Regions from separate parts of the Homo sapiens genome. Here region 2 is linked to region 1. A link is a loop called in an ENCODE intact Hi-C map of the cell type or tissue named here. Cell type or tissue: Caco-2. All regions are shown on one strand. Links, peaks and the distances in the headings refer to the core of each region. The heading gives the core; the rest is flanking DNA.

What was found. Peaks named below come from ENCODE experiments on the same cell type or tissue, not always from the same donor. Only the 100,000 strongest peaks of a DNase experiment are listed, where the experiment ranks them.
Region 2: it touches region 1 in a loop (2.2-fold over the local background); 29 of 110 quality-filtered maps call a loop at or near these places.

The regions. Positions count from the first base shown.
Region 1 is chr19:7,397,611-7,400,513 of GRCh38, forward strand. The region is part of intron 10 of ARHGEF18 (Rho/Rac guanine nucleotide exchange factor 18); the gene reads left to right. Among named protein-coding and RNA genes, the nearest start is that of ARHGEF18-AS1, 4.0 kb to the left of the region's middle. RefSeq lists silencers at 180-380, 2,040-2,240 and enhancers at 392-897, 898-1,402. In Caco-2, for the core only: no CTCF peak of the experiment used is centred there; DNase peaks (open chromatin) are centred at 739, 1,291 and 1,624.
Region 2 is chr19:7,514,579-7,517,481 of GRCh38, forward strand. ZNF358 (zinc finger protein 358) reads left to right here and starts at 1,525. Exons shown (of 2, transcript NM_018083.5): 1 at 1,525-1,671. All of the region lies in intron 2 of LOC105372261 (a long non-coding RNA gene), which reads right to left. RefSeq lists a silencer at 1,357-1,606. In Caco-2, for the core only: no CTCF peak of the experiment used is centred there; a DNase peak (open chromatin) is centred at 1,433; H3K4me3 peaks cover 1,328 bases.

The DNA.
Region 1 (2,903 bases), core at 220-2,719:
TAGTCCCAGCTAGTCAGGAGGCTGAGGCAGGAGAATGGCGTGAACCCGGGAGGTAGAGGTTGCAGTGAGCCGAGATCGTGCCACTGCACTCCAGCCTGGGCAACAGAACGAGATTCCATCTCAAAAAAAAAAAAAAATTTTTTTTGTGGGGTCTCGCTATGTTGCCCAGGCTGGTCTTGAAGTCCTGGACTCAAGCGATCCTCCCACCTCGGCCTCCCAAAGTGCTAGGATTACAGGCGTGAGCTGCCACAGCCTGTGGTTTTTGTTTTTGTTTTTTTAACTGACAGATAACAGTGTATGTATTTATCATGTGCAACGTGACATATTCTTGAAAAATGCAAGAGGAGCGGATGTTAAGCACTTTCACCACAAAAATGAGAGCTATGCGAAGTGCTGCATTTGTTACTAAGCTAGATTTAATCATGCCACTGTGTATATATACTTCAAAGTGTGTTTCCTTTTTCTTTTTCCTTTTGTTTTTTGAGACGGTCTCGCTCTGGCGCCCAGGCTGGAGTGCAGTGGTGTGATCTTGGCTCACTACAACCTCCGCCTCCCAAGTTTAAGCAATTTCGCCTCAGCCTCCCGAGTAGCTGGGATTACAGGTGTGTGCCACCACGCCCAGCTAATTTTTTGTATTTTTAGTAGAGGCGGGGTTTCGCCATGTTGGCCAGGCTGATGTCGAACTCCTGACCTCAGGTAATATCCCCTCCTTGGCCTCCAAGAGAGCTGAGATTACATGCATGAGCCACCACGCCCGGTCATATTTCATTTTTAAATGGCATACCTTAGAGAAGCAGAAAAGAGACCGGGCACCATGGCTCACACCTGTAATCCCAACACCTTGGGAGGTCGAGGTGGGCAGAGAGGCCAGGAGTTCGAGACCAGCCTGGCCAACAGGGTGAAACCCCATCTCTACTAAGAAATACAAAAATTAGCTGGGCGTGGTGGCCTGCGCCTGTAATCCCAGCTACTTGGGAGGCTGAGGCAGGAGAATCGCTTGAACCCGCAAGGCAGAGGTTGCAGTGAGCCGAGATCACGCCATTGCACTCCAGCCTGGGCAACAGAGCTAGACTCTGTCTCAAAAAAAAAAAAAAAAATAAAGAAAGAAAGAAAAGAGATTCTTTGGTTCCTTCTCTCTTTCTTGCTTAAATCGACTTGAGAATGTCCCCACTTTGAAAGGGGAAGTAGCACATACATTGTTTCTGGCATAGCTGTAGTATAATTTTCATTCTTGTCACACAGTAGCAATTACGGCTTCAAGGCCATTGCCCTTTGTGGGCCAGGGCCGTGGTGACTGGCTGTGCCTCCCTGGGTGTTTACCTAGCACATGTTTAACATAGCTCAGATCGTGTGTCAAGATCTCCCTCATTCTCACTCATCCTGGGTCATGTTTCTATCTCTTCAAACTCTATGACTTACAAAACATTTTTGCTGCCACCTCTCTGAAAATCATTTAAAAGCCCAGAGACCTTATATGAAGTCCAGCCAATCGCTGTTTCTTTGTTATTTGTTAGGTAAACTTTACTTTCCCCCTGAGACGGTCAAGAACTACTGTGTTTGAAAACCCTCTCTCTAGGTGCAAAACAGCACCAGTGGAAGCCTCGCAGCTGCCTGGAGGAATTTTTTGAGGGGAGGATTGTGGCTGACTGGGTGAGGGAGGGAAACTGGGTAAAATAATGTCCTCCGAGAGCATTCGGTGACAGCAGTTGTTCTCATTTTTGTGATGCAAATTAAGTTGTATGTGAACTAAATTAAATTTGCTTGCTTCTCTGCTTTTGTCAGAGATAGATTCATAGTTTCAACTGAGTATAGAGTTCTAGTCTGATTATGTTCAATATGTTCAAAGCAGTAGATACACTAATGTTTTTTTTTCCTTCTTTTTTTTTTTTGAGACAGAGTTTTGCTCTGTGCCCCAGCCTGGAGTGCAGTGGCGCGATCTTGGCCCACTGCAAGCTCCACCTCCGGGTTCACGCCATTCTCCTGCCTCAGCCTACCGAGTAGCTGGGACTACAGGTGCCTGCCACCACGCCTGGCTAATTTTTTGTATTTTTAGTAGAGATTGGGTTTCACCGTGTTAGCCAGGATGGTCTCGATTTCCTGACCTCGTGATCCGCCCACTTCGCCTCCCAAAGTGCTGGGATTACAGGCGTGAGCCACCACGCCTTTTTTTTTTTTTTTTGAGACAGAGTTTCGCTCTTATCACCTGGGCTGGAGAGCAGTGGTACGATCACAGCTCACTACAGCCTCGACCTCCTAGGCTCAAGCAATCCTCCCACTTCAGCCTCCCAAGGAGCTAGGACTATAGGTGCGTACCACCGCGCCCAATTAATTTTTGTATTTTTGTGTGTGTGTTAGAGATAGGGTTGCCCAGGCTGGTCTCAAACTCATGGGCTCAAGCGATCCTCCTACCTTTGTCTCCCAAAGTGTTGGTATTATAGATGTGAGTCACCATGCACGGCTTCATACACTGATTTATGGTCATATATTGAAAAAATATATATTCTAAAGGTTTCACTAACAGTACACGTTTAACACATTGTGGATGGTGGATGGTTACATTTTTAATTCACGTCACTTTTTTAATACAGCAGCTTTATTGAAATATAATTAGCACAGCATAAAATTCACCTTTTAAAAGTGTACCATTTGGTGTGTTTTAGGATATTCACAGAGTTAAGCAACAGTCATCAGTATTTAATTCCAGGACATCTTATTATTTTTTTAAAAAAACAGGGTCTTGCTGTGTTGTCCAGGCTAAATGCAAACTCCTGGGTTAAAGTGTTCCTCCTGCCTTAGCCTCCTGAGTAGCTGGGACTACAAGCATCAGCCACCATACCTGGCTCAGTTCATCATTCTTATGGGTGGGTTTCAGGAGGAGAGAAAGTGAAAAGAGGGAGTTGGTC
Region 2 (2,903 bases), core at 207-2,706, 120 kb after region 1:
GGACAGAGGAGTATCTTATAGAATTTGGGCTTGTACTTGGTGGTTTGCATTTTTTGTTTTGTTTTTGTTTTTGAGACGGAGTCTCGCTCTGTTGCCCAGGCTGGAGTGCAGTGGTGCAATCTCGGCTCACTGCAACCTCCACCTCCTGGGTTCAAGCAATTCTCCTGCCTCAGCCTCCCGAGTAGCTGGGATTACAGGTGCCTGCCACCACGCCTGGCTAATCTTTGTATTTTTAGTAGAGACAGGATTTCACCATGCTGGCCAGGCTGGTCTCAAACTCCTGACCTCAAGATCCACCCGCCTTGGCCTCCCAAAGTGCTGGGATTACAGGCATGAGCTACCGCACCCAGCCTATACTGGGTGGTTTTACAGAGAATTACTAGGGTGGTATTGTCGGGAACCTGGGAGCGCTTTGCTGACTAGGTATTTCAGTGATTTTTGTCTCAGAGGTGGGAGGATGGCAGTTGGGTTGGAATTGTCGTCGGTAAGAAGTGGCAGTCATTTGTGTTCACTTGGAGAGGGGGATGAGAACTCATTTTTGTGGTTGCACAGGGCCCATGTCTCTATCTTGGTTCAGACATGGTCACAGAGTGGCCTTGCCTCATCATTGTTTATATTCTGTGACCATTGTTTATATTTAGTGGAGAACATCGCGGCCCAGCCATCAGGAGCTGATTTCCACTCTCTCTCCTGGCTGGCAGCGGGGATCTGTGTCTCCAAGGAAAGTTTGCCCCGAGCCCTTCCCGGCCCGGCGTAGGGTTCTCCGGAAACCATCACTCACATCTAGCACTTGGAGGCCTCCAGGGACAGCGGTGACCCACCATCTGGGTAGGAGGCTGAAAACACTAGAGGAGGAATATCCCAAATCTGTGCCTTGGCGGGTGTTACCCAGAAAGGGTGACGGGTTTCACCATGCAAAAAGGAAAAATTGGAGGAAGGCCAGGTTAAGCAAAAATAGACATGTTTTTAGATTGCAGAGCTGAGAGGCTTGGCTGTGCCTATGTGCGCTGCAAGTCTCCAAGAACAACATGTGTAGAGTTTTACGAACAAAGATAGAGTCAGAGACATGGGCAGGAGGCAGAGACAGAGAGAGAGAGACAGACAGACACAGAGAGAGATAGAGGCAGAGAAAGCAACAGAGGCAAAGAGATTGGAACACAGAGAAAGAGATGGGGACAGAGACACAGAGAAAGGAACAGAGATGGGAAGACAGGGACAGAGACAGAGAATGAACAGAGATAGAGAGATAGGGACGGAGAGAGACAGAGAGAGGGACAGGGATGGAGAGAAAGAGATAGGGCCAGGGCCACAGAGGGACTGAGACAGGCCCAGGAGGAGACTAGGGATGGGGCCAGGGCTGCGTGCGGGCGGGGCACGGTGCAGACAAAGGCGCGGCCGCGCGGTCGGGGTGGCCTGGCCGGGGACAAAGGCCTGCCCGGGGGGCGGGGGCAGCGATGGCGACGGCCGCGGCGGGCGCGGGCGAACTACAAGTCCCAGCAGCTCCCGCTGCGGCCCTCGGCCGGCCCCTCTCGCTCCCCGGGAGCGCCTGGCGGGGCCGCTGGGCCGAGGGGGCCGCCGGCGGGGCTGGCGGGCGGGGGGCTTCCTGCGGGCCCGGGGGGAGCCGGCGGCCGGCGCGGGCGCGGCGGGCCGGGCAGGGGCGAGGGGCGCCGGGTGAGTGTCCCTGCGAGCGGGCTGGGGCCGGGGCGGGGGGCTGGGTGGGGGGCGGGCGGGCGGGGGAGCTCCAGGCGCGGGGCGCAGCCCGGGGCGACCTCTAATCGTCCCCCGCCCTGCGCGCCGCCGGCCCTGGCCCAGGCGAGCGGGGGTCGCGGGAGCGATGGGGAGGGGACTCTGCGGCCAGCTCCGGCCTAGCGCACCCATCCCGCCGCTGGGGCCCGGGGGGAAAGGGCCAGGAGGTTGGGAGCCTTCAATCGGGCGGGGTGGGGGGCGCCCGCCAGCTCTGGGGTCTGGAGCTCAGGACGCCCCCTCCCTAGGAGGCGATCCAGGACCCCCTCCCCTCCTGATTCGAGGTATTGTTCCCACCTCCCGCCTGGGGTCTGGAGTTCAGGAGGCCCTGTCCTCAAAAGGGGGACCTAGGGGTTCCCTCTTCCCCCAGGACCCTAGGAAGGGTCCCAGCGATTGTTCCCTTGCCCCTCCAGTCTTGGGGTCTGCAGTTCTGGAAGCTCCTTTCCCTGGAGGTGATCCAGGGGTCCACCTGCCCTCACCCCTGGGAACTCAGGAAAGACTTAAGTGATTTCTCCTCCCACCTTCCAGTTAAGAGATGGGAATTCAGGGGGCTCCTTCCCCTGGAGGCAATCTAAGGGTTCCTCTGCCCCTGATGCAGGAGGGGTCCCAGGTCTTGTTTCCCCCACTCTCCAACTATGGGGTCTGGGTTGAGGACCGCCGTCCAGGAACTCGGCTCTGTTTGCCTGCACACTCCCAGCTATGGGGTTGTGGCTCAGTGTATTCCTTTCCCCAGAAGGGGAGCCACAGGTCCCCCCACAGCTTCTCCCAGGAGCAGATCATTCATTGTTGACACCTCAACACCCAGCCATGGGGTGGGGAGCTCAAGGCATCCTCCCGGCAGGTCATCCTGGGCTCCCATTGCTCCCCAGAAGTGGTTCCAGCTTTTGTCCCTCTACCTCCCAGTCTGCCCCTAGCCACAAGCTGGCAATTCAGTTCAGGATCCTTCCTGCAGGAAGGGCTACAAGTGTGCTGACACTACCCGCCATGTCCCAGCCATGGGAGGAGATGACTCAGGCGTTCCCCCATTAACTTCAGAGGGTCCCCAGGTATTATTTTTGCCTATCCTCCAGCTAGAAGTTAAAATGCAGGACCTTCTAGCCAATAGGGAAAACAGGTATACTGGCCGGGCATGGTGGCTCATGCCTGTAATCACCATACTT